Linked DNA regions of Homo sapiens: region 1 is linked to region 2. A link is a contact called in ENCODE Hi-C or POLR2A ChIA-PET data. All regions are on one chromosome and are shown on one strand. Each heading gives the region's core, a stretch centred on a gene start or an enhancer-like site at or near the end of the contact. The rest is flanking DNA. Distances are from core to core; before and after follow the strand shown.

Evidence for each region. A loop is a pair of places that touch in the nucleus more often than their neighbours do. ChIA-PET counts read pairs that join two places held with the same protein, here RNA polymerase II (POLR2A). Pooled maps may share reads with other maps.
Region 1: a loop to region 2 is called in a map of right cardiac atrium, with 2.2 times the contacts of the local background. The contact joins the enhancer-like site here to the promoter of DSG1-AS1 in region 2. A Hi-C loop is called at or near these places in 6 of 168 maps with a recorded cell type or tissue (PC-9, Right ventricle myocardium inferior, colonic mucosa and 2 more), 2 of 37 single-sample maps with no recorded cell type and 9 of 50 pooled maps. POLR2A ChIA-PET finds 5 or more read pairs at or near these places in 4 of 52 experiments (GM12878, MCF 10A, PC-3 and 1 more).

The regions. Positions count from the first base shown.
Region 1 is chr18:31,485,540-31,492,270 of GRCh38, reverse strand. No RefSeq gene overlaps it. Among named protein-coding and RNA genes, the nearest start is that of DSG2, 9.3 kb to the left of the region's middle. RefSeq lists an enhancer at 1,928-6,075. Within about 2 kb of position 4,495, at least 4 of the 41 ENCODE cell types and tissues checked have a DNase peak (open chromatin) inside an H3K27ac peak, as active enhancers do; they include PC-3 and PC-9, where a contact is called at or near this core.
Region 2 is chr18:31,422,139-31,429,610 of GRCh38, reverse strand. DSG1-AS1 (DSG1 antisense RNA 1) reads left to right here and starts at 2,623. Exons shown (of 4, transcript NR_110788.1): 1 at 2,623-2,778.

The DNA of each region.
Region 1 (6,731 bases), core at 3,246-5,745, 61 kb before region 2:
TTTTACATCATTGAATCTGGAGGAAATATGTCTTAATTTCCACTCCTTTCTCTTGAGCTAGATGTGGGTATTAGCACACCTTGGGGATACTTCTCGTTTGCCATCATGCTGGGAGCACTCCTGATTTAAGAAGTGAGGCTTTACCAAATCACTTGCAGAAATCATTGTAGGAAACTATGTGTCAGTCCTGCCTTAAATTTGTGCCCTTGCAATTGAGTCCTATAGAGAAGTATTTATGCCTCATTATTAAGTCTTTGGTTTCTATTCAGCAATGAAGATAATCATAGCTTCCAGAATGAGAAATAGCCAATGCAAACTTTATTTCTGTTGTATTATTCAACCTCCCCTGAAGGCTATCAAAGTTAGTTTCAAGGTAGTATTCCTTCTATAAGACATTTTCCCCAGGACTTTGAGAGAAGGTGCCAATATGTCATCCAGTGCCATAGCATGTCACTCCTGAATTAGTTCTACTTTAAAAATTCTAAAACTTATGACTCAGAGAGGTGAAGGAACTTCTTGAGAATCAGATGTTTCACAGCTAACTCTCTGGCTCCTAACTTCTTTATGCTGGGGTTAGAGTAAATCTGTTTCATACATCTCTGTGCACAAAAATAAATGTAGCCATTACCAACAAAGGACTAAGGATTTGTTTAAAATAAATTGAAGTCTTAACAGGATGTGAAAATTTTAACTTTCATGTTTTCCTCCCCCAAGTTAGTTGAACATTACGGTAAATGTACTTTTCTTAAGACATTTAGAATGGATTAGTTCAAAACATATTTTGTGTGGATAATAATTACCTTTAACATCTAGATATATTCAAAATATCTACCTGAATTTATGTTTTCCAGAATACTTTGCTTCACACACATACACAGATAAGAATAATCTTCAAGTGATTAGCTCATTAAAATCACCCCTTTAATATGATCTAAAACCAAAAATACTTTAAAGGGTTTCAGAAAGATCAATGAAAATTAATATATCTCTTTTCTACTAACACTGCTCCTTACTGCCAACACATCCTAGCATTAAATATTATTTTAAAAATGGACAGTTCTTTGCTAAAGGTCTGATAAGTGGCTGACCACTTAATTCCAGTGAAAATCTCATGAGTATATGTATTAGAATTAATGTTTCACAGGTGAGAGCTAAATCTGGTTGCTATCCTTTTAAAATGCTTTATAAACAAATCATAGAGTTGTGTAGCTGTTATAAAAAAAGGTTATCATGGTCAGGAGGATTACTCATAGAATGTTGATTAGCAAAGGGCATATGGACACAGGACAAAATGTGAAATACTCCCAGGTAATCTGAGAAGGGAAATATGAGGAGGAATCTGTTTTTTGGTTTAGTTCTACTAGTTTATTCAATATTTACCTTGTCCCTGTTCAACAAACATTTAATTTTCATTTTACTAGAAATGCAAAATTAAATGTTTTCCTGTATCGAAAGAAACAAGAATAGGTGCTTATAAAATAATATAACTATAATTACTTATAAAATAAAATAATATAACCACTGTGGTAGAACTACACATGCAGTATATGAACAATGAAGGTTTCCCACCTCACACTTTGGACTATGGGGTTAGAAAAGGCTTCTTGGAGGAAGTTTGCTGAAGTGATTCTTAAAGGATGAGTAATTGTGAACCAGGTGTTGAACCTGCCAGGGCAGAGTGACTCAAAGCATAGACACTGTTGATGAAGAGTCAGGGGCTTTCGCTTTAGCTGTGAAAAAAGCTTTCTTTTCATCATGTTGACACAAACAGGGAATCAGAAGTAAAAACTTTCCTTTTGGTAAAAACATGTTGAATTTGAGACATTAGAACAAAATCCAATTAGAAAAGCCTAGCAAGTCATTTGAAATGAGAAAGGACAACTGCATTGCAAATAGATTTGGGCAGCAGAAATAGTCACCTTATTTTGTTCCCATCTCACTGGCTGTTCTTTCTCAATCCCTTTCTTGCCCTCTGCTACTTGTAAAATGTGTGTGTCTTCTGAGTTCCAAACTTTGCTTCTTTTCTTCTTACTTAGTAGCAGGTATGATTCTGTGGTCACTTTCATTGTGTAAACTTAGCTTTCTTTCTCAAGCTCAAATCATGGGACCTCACTATTTGGATATTTCATGGGAACCTCACACTTCCATAATAATTTTGTAGGGATATCAAACTCAGCATATTGACAAAAAAGCTTTCCCTCTGATATGGTTTCGCTGTGTCCCCCACCTAAATCTCATCTTGAATTTTAGCTCCCATAATTCCCACGTTTTGTGGGAGGGACCTGGTGGGAGATAATTGAATCATGGGGGCAGTGTCCCCCATACTGTTCTCATGGTAGTGAATAAGTCTCACGAGATCTGATGGTTTTATAATGGGTTTCCTCTTTTGCTTGGCTGTCATTCTCTCTTGTCTCCCTCCATGTAAGACATGCCTCTGCTTCTCTTTTGCCATGATTGTGAGGCCTCCCCAGCCATGTAGAACTGTGAGTCTACTAAACCTCTTTCCTTTATAAATTACCCAGTCTCAGGTTTGTCTTTATTAGCAGCATGAGAACAGATTAATATCTCCTCTCTTTACTTTCTCTCCAGTGCAAGCTTGCTGCTTTCTCATATGCCCCACTCAGTCAATGGCAGCCTTGCGAACTTGGCCACTCACTTTAGGACCTGAGTGGCATCCTCTATTCCTTTTTCCATCCTCTCCATATCCAGTTACTTACCTCTCCTTCAGTACTCTGTGGCTCTATCCCAGATGACTCACACAACCTGCATAGCAGCAATCACATTATAGTTTATGGTTATTTCATCCATGTCTACTCTTCCACCCATTTCTTTTTCTCAAAGCTGTTCCTTCTTTGGGAGCAGAGGCCATATGATATTCACAGTGAGCCCAACCCTCAGCATCCAGCACATATCAGATGATCAATTAAGACTTGTTGAAATAAGCCCACACACTGGAAGGGATTAATTCTAAGTGAAAAAGGAGTATTATAAGGAAAAGTGTTTGGAATATCCACTGTGGGTGAATTAGCAGAGGTTCTGGTAAGAAACTGTTGGTCTGTGGTATGTATGTGTACATGCATTTGCACACATACACGCACATGTCAGTTTGTGTACGTATGTTTTCCCTAACAACACTGCAGCCCAGAGCAGAATAAGGATGGCAGCTGGTAGGTGTAAGTCAGGGTTGTAGAGTGACCCAGATGACAGTTAAGAGGTGTAAGTATCCAGGAAAGATCAACTATTATTTTGATGTTTTTCTAGGTCCAGATTGATGACATCTTATGGAAATATCTATGTAAAACATCTATAAAGAGAACTGAACTAGGCACTGAGGACAATATCACACATACAAAGATGATAAACAAGATCTATAACAAAAGGCTGAAGGTGCTGGGAATATTTAACCTAGTAAAGAATAAAGTGGTCAGGTGCAGTGGCTCAAGCCTGTAATCCCAGCACTTTGGGAGGCCTAGGTGGTGAATCACCTGAGGTCAGGAGTTCAAGACCAGCCCAACCAACGTGGTGAAACCCCATCTCTACTAAATACAAAAAATTAGCTGAGCGTGACGGAGCATGTCTGTAATCCCAGCTACTTGGGAGGCTGAGGCAGGAGAATCGCTTGAACCTGGGAGGTGAAGGTTGCAGTGAGCCGAGGTGGTGCCAGTGCACTCCAGCCTGGGCAACAAGAGTGAAACTCCGTCTCAAAAAAAAGAATAAAGTGACAGTATCAGAAAAAGAATGTAAAAGTCCTAAAAATCGTTTCTATAAGGAATATATTCCTATTGCTTCTTTAAGCAGAAACATGTTTAAGTTTCAGAGGAAAAGGTTTAGGTTAGAAACTGTAACTTTCCATTCTATAAAAAAATCTTTATCAAAAGAAAAGAAAAAAAAGAGGTGTAAGTATCCAGGATACTCCTGGAATTGAGTGTGGTCAGGAGGAAGACAGACAGGGTGAATGAAGCTGGAGGAGCTCAGGGCCCAGTTGAGAATAGACAGTTTGTTACATTGGCCATGGAGAAATGGGAGAGGATCGTCCTTCCCCTCAATCCTGGAGAAAGACCCATGGTCCTATTCCATGGAAGTCAAGGCATGGATGACAGCACCAACATTTGGAGTCAGGATCTTGAATTTCTTATGGACTCTCCAGTTAGATGGACCAAGAGACGCTTCTGCCTTAGGTGGTGAGAGAGGAGCGCTGGCCAACGTGGGGGTGGAGGAGGCCTCTAATAAGAGAGCGGGAAGAGTTATGTTGACTTTCCCAGTTAGAACTCACAGGATAATAAAGCCCAGCAGACTCCAAGCCCTGTTGTCTAGCACAGAGAAGCCAGCACGTCCTTAATGAACAGTCCCCTCATTCTGGGGGAGCAAAAATAGGCAGCCCTGAGATCACAGCCTCAGACGTCAACATCCCGAAAGAGTGAGAGTCCCAGTGCCGTGAGTCACAGTGTCTCACTGAGCTTTCCCCACATGTTCCTCCTTGTGAGTCAGTATACATGGACTGACTGCTTTGGATGCAAAGTCTCTGAGCCAAGCTGTTTTAAGGAAATTGTTAACATTGTTCATGAGGCAGAGGAGAATTAGGGAAAGACAGTGACAGTTGCAAAATAGCATTTGGTGCAGTAGAGGAAACAAAATGGTCTATTCTTGGGAATCAGTAGGGTGTTGAACACATCTCATGCAATCTTTTTTGAACTAAGTCACAGTAGTTTAAAAATGTGATCAGAATATAATAATGCTGGATTGAGGCAATTATGAAACAGGCAACTGCCTGGGAAACCCCAGCAAGGCCTGGAGGCCCCAACAGAAGGCCTCTCGCATTCACTGATTAATGTCGGCATTCCTTCAGCAGAAGGCTTCCTTGGAGTGCATATTACTGGGAGGGCAGAATGTTGATCCACTGTCAGTTATTTACATCTTAGTCTAGTGCCACAGGTTCACCAGGCATGCCCCACCTCGGAGCCTTGCACTTGCGGTTCCTTTTCCCTGGAAGTTTCTGCTCCAGAAATGTACAAGGTCTTTTCCGTCACTCTTCACTTTTCTCCCCTCAAATGTTACCTTCTCAGTAAGGACATTCCCTGACCAGTGATTTTAAAATTGTAATTACCCTCCCCCCGCCCCCCGTGCCCAGAGCTCCCCATCCTCTTTTTCTCTTCTGTATTTTTCTTCTTGGTACATTGTAACCTAAAAGACTGTGTTTTAACTTATTTCTTATCTGTTGCCATTCCCTAGGATGTAAACTTTGTGAGGGCTGGGATTTTTCTCTGTGAACTGCCGTGTATCCTGCAAATAAAACAGTGCCTGGCCCAATGTAGGCTTTCGGTAAATCCCAGCTGAATGTGTAAATACATGAATAAGTGAAGAAATTTTCAAGGTTATTTTGGAATTGAGAGAGAGAGAGTGTAAAATGAGGGTAAAGGGGAAAAGGGGAAGAGAACATTGGATTCCTGGAAGGACATGAGGGACTGTCACCAGACTGGGGTGGGGGTGTGATGGGGGGCCTGGCTCGCTGTGGATAAAATTGCTCTACCTCACAATTTCGTCAAGGGCGGGCATTGCTAAGACTGCCGGGACAGGGTGAAGTGGAGGAGTTCAGACGCCAGTGGAGAACACGGCTGTTCTTCCTCTGCTTTAAGGCTCCCTTCCTTGCAGGGGGAACCAAGGAAGAAAGCATCAACAACATGAAAAATCCTCCTTCTCCCTGGAAATGAACAAAATGTGCATTCACTACAGGAGTGCAACACTGGGGAAAGTTAATTTTATCTACTCATGACAAATCTATCATTTCGGTTTCACCCTAAGTTTTGTTTATGGAAGTTCTTGGAAAGATAAGGGAAATAGCAAAGAAAGAGAGCAGGGGAGTCCTTGGTTGCTAACAGCAGTCCTGGACTGGAATCCATCACCAGCATGACAGGGCTTGCAGGCTTTTAGGGCAGGCACAGCAGTACTTACTGAGTTTCAGAGGGAAACCATCACACTGACCCATTGTGACTAATGAGCTTAGGGAGATACACAGAAATAAATAAATTTTAAAAACCCCTCAGAAGACAGAAAAAACAGACAAAACTGGTTTTTGGCAATTATTCATTCGTAGATAGACAATGACAGTCTTATGTGCAATGAAAAAGTGAAATAGAAACAATGCAGTAGCTTCGGAGAGTGAACCTGGAAGTAAAATAGTGGGTTTAAAAATCTTTCCAAATGACCTAGAATGATAATTGTAAGCACTTTGGTTGAGAGATGCAGAATTTCAAAAGTACATGATTTTCATTCTAAAAAAACCCAAGAATTTAAAGTAATTAAATTATTTATTTTAATTTACTTTACAAATTAGTCTTTTTGGTGGTGGCTTGAAAATTTCAGTCAACGTACTAATTTGTTAATAACATTCTGAAATTTGTGAAGGATTTCCTTTGTTAAAATGATTGGAGCGCATTTAAGGCTATTCAATAACGAACTTACCCACTTGTGTTCTGCTATTCTTCTCAGGTTGAGGAAAAACATGGGTTCCAACAGGGAAGGAGATGGGAGCCTTAGCCTTGATCACAGGGCTTCTCCGTCTGAGGGCGTGAGCTTGTGAATGTCATCTACTTTGGAGGACACACTTCATGAACTGTGCTGACTACAATTACAATATTGTTATTCTTGAATCCCAGGTTAGATACTGTGAATGGCAAATTACTTCTATCTAGTAACTTTACTTCCGTAGCAAAAGTAATTGAAAACCCCATAAC
Region 2 (7,472 bases), core at 1,374-3,873:
ACTCTTTCTCATTACCTCTGGGCAGAATGAGGATCTGAAGCTTATATCAATCTTTTTATCAGAGGAAAATTTTGTGTTTTGTATTTTCTCTTAAAAATGTAAATGTCTCCAAATAACTTTTTCTCACTCTTAAAAAATCAGCTAATTAAATTGCTTGATGTTCATTTAGATTTAATTCAAATCCGCTGTGCACGAGCTTGAAGAAAAGCAAACTACTGTGTGTTGGGGGGAAACGTGACCACCGCCTGATCCATCTATCATCCCCCTGATCCATCTATCATCTATCATCATCCATCGATCAGGGGGATGGATGTCCTGACAAAGATGTGAGCATCCCCTTCTCTTTCAGCCCATCAAGAAGGGCAGCACAGGGAAAGAGGTGAGGTTAACACAAAATCCCAAAGAATTCTGGAGTTCCTTTTAGAAAAGTTGTCCCTCAGGGAACAATTGTTCATTGCTGTCCAAGGGGCTTTGTCCAGTTTTCTCAATTGACTACAAAACATTCTGGGTATTGCATACCTGTGGCTTTACTCACAAAGAGGATCCTTTAGGACTGATTTCTTCTTGAACAAAATGCCTGGAATCCTCAGGTCCCTCTCATTTAGGAAAGATATTTTATCCAACAGGGATTATCTTGCTAAATAGGAATAGGTGACAACTGGGCAATTTAACACCCAGAGATTATGTTGCCCAAGAAACTCACTTTTTGAAGGTGATGACCATGAAGTCCAGAGGGATAAGGGACTGGTCTACCCTTGCATGGCCTGCCAGTGTTGAGGACAAAGTGCTAGTAGATAAGGGGCACATGTATCAACATCTACAAGATGCGGTCTAGTTTTATATTTCAAAAGTTGAAGATCAAAGCAAAGACAGTCAAAAGTGGGGTTTTCTAGGCTTCATTTAAATGAATGAAGAAATATAATGCACCTACAACCACAGCCTTCTTTCTATGTAGATAAACTGCCTCTCCTTAGTAACGATTACAATGGGCCTAGAGTAGGTGAGGATCATTGAGTACTCATTTTTACAAATTCTTCTCTTGCAATCTAGGGATTTAATGACTTTCTTATTTTCCCAGTGCTTTTCCGGAAGAGGTGTTCTGTAGAAAGGACCTACCCAGTGCTTATCTTCCTGTGATGTGAATAATATGGAGTGTACTGATGGTATCTCTCACATGCACAGCATTTTTTCTGCTCCAGGGGATACTGCCTTGTGTCTATTGCTCTAGTTTCCCTCTTCCTAGCACTAAAACCCTTCCTATATCTCTCTCAACTTACTCATAGAATTCAAGCATTTGAGAGCCTGAGGAAACTTAAAATGAACTAGTCTAGTGGCTTTCAAATTTCTTTTAACCACAACTCATGGTCAAAAACATAGTTATGCCACCAACCAGTACACACACACATACACAGACACATGTACAGAAACGAAACAAATTTTTTAAGGCAATACTTACTCTTACTTTGTGTGATGTATTCTGATTTTTAAATATTTTATTTAATTTCATTAAAAATGTCTAGATAGGCATACTAAATTGACTTTATGACCCATCATTGGAGGTGTGACTAACAGTTTGAAAAACACAGATTTGGTCAAATTCTTTAATTTTATAAATAAGAAAAGAAATGAGAACAGATTTTATGTGTCTTATGCAAGAATTGGACCCAAATATGAATAGAATTCTCAATCCAGTCATGCAAAGCTGCAAGCCTTGTTTGCAAGAAGCTGAAGCATCTAATATTTTACCCCTGAAAGGTTAAAAACATATCTCTTTATAATTTCTTTTTTTAAAAGATAGATTTTTTCCCATAATCTACAGCTAATAGAAGAGATGATTTTGGTAAAAGTGTTAAGAAGTGACTGAAGAAGGATAACTCAACAAATATTCATTTTATAGGCATGTATTAGTGCCTAACATGTACTGAGCACAGTCTGACCTAGAGACATAGAGATAGATGAGATAATGGTATAATTTTGGATCAGGGTGTGCCAACAGGCATAGAAAGAAAGGAACTAATTCGATTCATGCTGTGAAGGATTATACATGACTGATTGGTTATGCAAAATTGACAAATATTTAATGAATGCCCATTACGGTGATTGTATTTTCTAAAACTCAATTTAATGTAACAAGAATGTATACATAAGAGGACAACAGGTAGATGATTTTAAGTTAAGCCTGAGAGGGGTGGTGATAATAATTATGAACCTGCCCTGAAAATTCAGGAGGTATGGTTGCTATTAATCACGCACCCAACCCTTAGAGTCACCAATTGTTTCAAATTTCAGGACTCACGAGAAAGCATTTCCTTATTTTGACCAGATTTTCTTGTTGGCAAATTGATGGATGTTTTCTCTTTCAAGTAGTCACTGCTAATCTGTCTGCCTGTCATGGAGCTTAGTGGTTTCAACTTCAGATTTCATTTCTCAGCCTTTTTTCTTGTTAAGCTACATGCTTTTCTGTCTTAGCTAAGGATGCTTGACAAGTACTTTGCCAAAACATGCAGTGAAATGAACACACCCTCATCTTCAGAGAAAGAACACTCCTTTTTATTCCACGGAAACCATAATTCCCAAGCCAGTGAGATTATCTGTGGTCTTTTCTCTTTATCCCCTCCTTTTGCCCTTTAGGGGAGAGAAGAGTGTGGAGGGAGGAATCGGGGAAGCCCAGTGCCGTACTGATGCTCTGGACTTTGTTTTTGGAGGTAGCCTGTGATGCAGGGCAGAAAAGAGCTGATGCCTTGGAGAGAGACTGGGAGAGGCTGGAGTTAATAGAGGGTAGGTGTACTGTTCTGTCTTATTCTGCTAGCGAATTGCTCACTTTTTCAGATTCTCTGGCTTGCTTTCTCCTTGTAGAGAGCCTCTCGAGCCTTTTGAGCCTCCCCTCAGAAAATCTGAAAATTGAGGAAGGAAGACACTAACTTCCTAAATTAAAATAGATCAGTTACCTAGTTGACACCAAGTTACCTATGTGATAAATAATTTTTCTTTACTTTTTTTTTCTTTAGATAATTGTTTTTTTTTACTGATACATTTTATGAAATTGGGGTGCGTGAAAAAGTGGTAAGGTTCTAGTTAACTTTTTTTTTAGCGCTTGCTCTGTGGCTTGGTCCTCAAGTACTACTAGATTTCAGTAGTTGGTGGAGGCATTCTGAGTCTTTGGTAAAGGATTCTAATCATGCTGTGAAGATTATGCTGCTGTATGAATAGATAACAGCCATCAGAAAAAGTTAGTGACTCTTATTAGCTTGCGACATTTGTTTGGGGGAGTTTGCATCCAGCTTGTAACTGTTATGAAAGTGATTACTATATAAACGGAATGTTCCCTCACATGTCCAGGTCTTCCATCCTGTCCAAGGGATAAAACAAGACATTTTATCTGAGTTAAAATGTCAGTTGTCACAGTACCTTCTTTCTTGCCAACATCACAGTGCAGGTGAGGCAGAGCATATACATTCCCTAAATTAAGGGAGGCAAAGAGAGGGGTGGAAATAGAAACTATGGAAATAGAAAATAACAAGGAGCAGGCTAGTACATGAAATCCACAAATTGTGAAAGATTAGTCATAGTGTAATGTATTCTGGACAGTGTAAAAATCTTCAGTTGTTTGAAATTAGGAATGAAGATAAGTAATAAGTGCCATCTCAGGATAAGATCCACCATTATCATGTCAGATCATGTCCTCTTTGCTGGGAATATATATATTTTTCTTTTTTTCTTGTTCTCATTTGCACTGAAGGACTAAGCTGGGAATATTTTTTTCCTCTAAAACGTGTATTTAAATCTAAGGATACTTATTGATAGCTGTCTTCCGAGTTCTATCAATCAGCCCACAGGTAATACCTGGGAGATTCTGTTGTGGCATTGTGGTTCAGGCCTTCTCATGCCTATTTTCTTGGAGGAGAGAGTTCTTCAGTGTTCAAATTGTTAGATGTAATATGGTTCTTTCTTAGAAAATTATGTCCTATAACTTTGGTTCTAGGACTATACTATATATAGATAGGGGCTGGACACATTGTAGATAGCAAAGCCTATATTGTCTTCAGTCCAAAAACCAAGTAAGTTTTATGGCCATCAAAAACAACTGGCACAACCTAACCCCTGATAGCAGAGGTTATCTATTTAAATATGCCTTTATAATGCTGGCATCCTTATAAACAAATGTAAGTTTCATAATGATATCTATTGGACTCACAGACTCAGAACTGGGAGGAAAACTAGAACTCCAGAGATATAAAAAAATTTATAGCTATGATTATTGTACTTTGGTGTATAAGGTGTCTTCACTAACATCAAGGACTGTCTTGTTAACAGTGTGTTGTAATATACAGATTTTAAAACATGTGCATAGTCATTGACCCCAAAACTTCAATTCTAATGGAAATAATGTAAAGTGCATGTTAAGCTCTATGCACAAAGATATTAATCACACAATCACTTATAATATTAAAGGAGTAGAGGAAACCTCAGTGTCATTTCATGGGATGAAATATCTCTTTAATTATTTTATGAAGAATATTAAGCGTAAAATGCAGGTACAGGCTTTTATATAGGATAATCTCAACTAAAAAAATAATGTATGCAATGAATATGGGTATTAGAGAAAGACTAAATTTCAGTCACAGATTTGGGTTTCTAGGCCTTACCTATCAGTTGAAGGGTAGAGCTGTGTTAGCATTAGTCGAGGAGAATTATCATGGTGTTAGTTGTTGTCTCTGGGTAATGGGAAATTATTTTCATTTTCTTTTATATTTTTACATTTTCTAAATTTTCTACAATGAGCACATGTTAATTTTATACTGGGAAAATAATCATCCTGCACTAAGAGCAAAAAAAAAAAAAAAACCTTGACATCTTAACACTGAGTTTTTCTTTTCATTTTATTTCTATTCCTTATAAATGTAGAAGGCATATTTTTCTTGAGGTGGAGGACTATGTCTGAGTCAGCTCCTTCAGCACATAGTCCTACAGAGAGACCCTTAGAGTTTGCAGGGCATTTCCTGGGCTCCGTGCTTTTAGGTTACAGCGCCACCTTTGGGATATAGCCGGCATCACTCGTTACCACCATTTGCTGATGATGTGAAATGCACAATTATACTACGATTTTGTGATGTGGGCAGCTAATTATTCAGTTATCCCAAGGGTTAAGATGTGTAGATGGAACGCATGTTATTTCTTCACTGCCTTGGTTCATTGAAACAACTCCTTGCTGGTCTTCTCATCAACTGCTTCATTCTCCTCCTATGCATGCCAAGGCAAACTTCACGAGCGATTTCAAATTCACTGTTCTCCTTTAGGCATATTCAATGGTTCTCTTTCAGATTTAACTTTCAGATTAAAATGGAAATTCCTTAACATGTCATTGATTTCCAGGTTTCTGACTCCTTCCTGTCTTGTGATGATCTGCCTTTATTCTTCAGCGTTACCAGCTGCTTCCAGCTGTCAGAGGAGCCAGTCTTTCTCCATCTTCCCTGTTTCTCTCCTTGTCTCCAATTCCATCCTATTGGCCTGGAATGCTCTTCTCATTTCTTCATCTGGCTGTTTCCTGTGGTTCCTTCCAGGCTTGGCTCAAAGTTCATTTCTTATGGGAAGCCTTTCCCAGCTCATTAATGCTAGGCCCCTCTTCTCTTCTCCCTTAACACTCATTCATACCCCCTTGTATAACTGTATCTCATACTGTATTTCAACCCTTTACTTCTTCCTGAATCTGACTGAGGTCCTTGATGGTAAGGACCCTAATTCACGTTTCTATACCTAGCCCTTAGCTCATATGCAAATAATGAAAATGCTCAAAAAACATTTAATGAATAAATGAATGAGCACTGGAATTGGTTCACGGTGATTTCCTTATAGTTTTTCTTTTCAATTTTCTTCAACTATAAAAGAAAGATCATAAGATGCATTAAATAAGAAAAATTTTGAGAAACAATTAGCCTAGTGCTAGACACATACTAGTAAATACTTGTTTTTTACTCTTTTTTTTTTTTTTAATAATTCCTATCTAGTTTCATGTTCTCTACATATGGTGGCTCATGCCACACTGATATCAAAGTCATCACCCAGTCAGTGCCTCCTTGTTAAATACATAATGTGTATTTAACAAGACTTCCTAGTCAATCAATATTTATTCTGATCACATGCATGCATGGTGACTTTTGTGCCAACACCTCACCATCACTCACCACACAAACTTGCTGCCTCCCTATCAAACACACATTCAGCCTCTCTCTTACTTTTAACTCGGTAATCTTATCAGTCTCAGAAAACCTTAGCTCTGTGAATTTCTAACGAAAGTATGGTCCTTTTTTGTTTCCCTCTCTCTTTTTTTTTCATTTTTTTAAAAGTTGTATTTTAGAATCAGGGAGTACATGTGCAGGTTTGTTACAAAGGTATATTACGTGATGCTGAGGTTTAGGATATGACTGTCACCCAGGTAGTGAGCACAGTACCAGATAGGTAGTTTTTCAGTCCTTGTCCCACACCCACCTCCACTCTAGTAAGCCCTATGTCTATTTTTCCCATCTTTATGTCCATGGGAACCCAATGTTTAGCTCCCACTTATAACTGAGAACATGCGGTACTTGGATTTCTGTTTTTGCATTAGTTCCCTTAGGGTAATCACTCCAGCTGCATCCACCTTGCTGCAAAGGACATGATTTTCTTCCTTTTTATGGCTGCATAGTATTCCATGGTGTATATGTACCACATTCCCTTTATCCAGTCCATCACTGATGGGCACATGGGTTGATTCCATGTTTTTGCTATTGTGAATAGTGCTATGATGAATATATGGGTGCATGTGTCCTTTTGGTAGAGCAATTTATTTTCCTTTGGGTATATACTCAGTAATGGGATTGCTGGGTGGAATGGTAGTTCAATTCTTAGTTTTTTGACAAATCTCCTAACTACTCTCCACAGTAGCTGGAGGAATTTACATTCCCACAAACAGTGTATCAGTGTCCACTTTTCTATGCAGCCTTCCCAACATCTGCTATTTTTTGACTTTTTAACAAAAGCCATTCTGACTGGAGTGAGATGCTGTCTTATTGTGGTTTTAATTTATATTTTGTGGTCCGCTTTTTAAGAAAAGTTTTCTTGATGCTTAGGGTCAATCTTTTATGCCAACAACAGTAAATACAGGTAGTCTTCAATTTTCATTTGTTCCCCTTTCATTTAACTCACTTTATCTACTTTATATATTGGCACCCTGACACTACCTTTCTTATGCACAGTTCAGCTAGTGAACAAACACTTTGTGCTAGCACATGCTACCTGCATGCCAACACTTCAGTAACCAGACAATACACATAGTTATCTGTAAAATGGATTTATATAATTTTATTTATGAAAATTTATATATAAATATATAAATGGATGTATATAATTTATATAAAATAATGTATATAATTGTTTGAATAGTTTTATTGATTTTTACCTTATTATTTTCAAAAATGATAAGACATCTCACAATC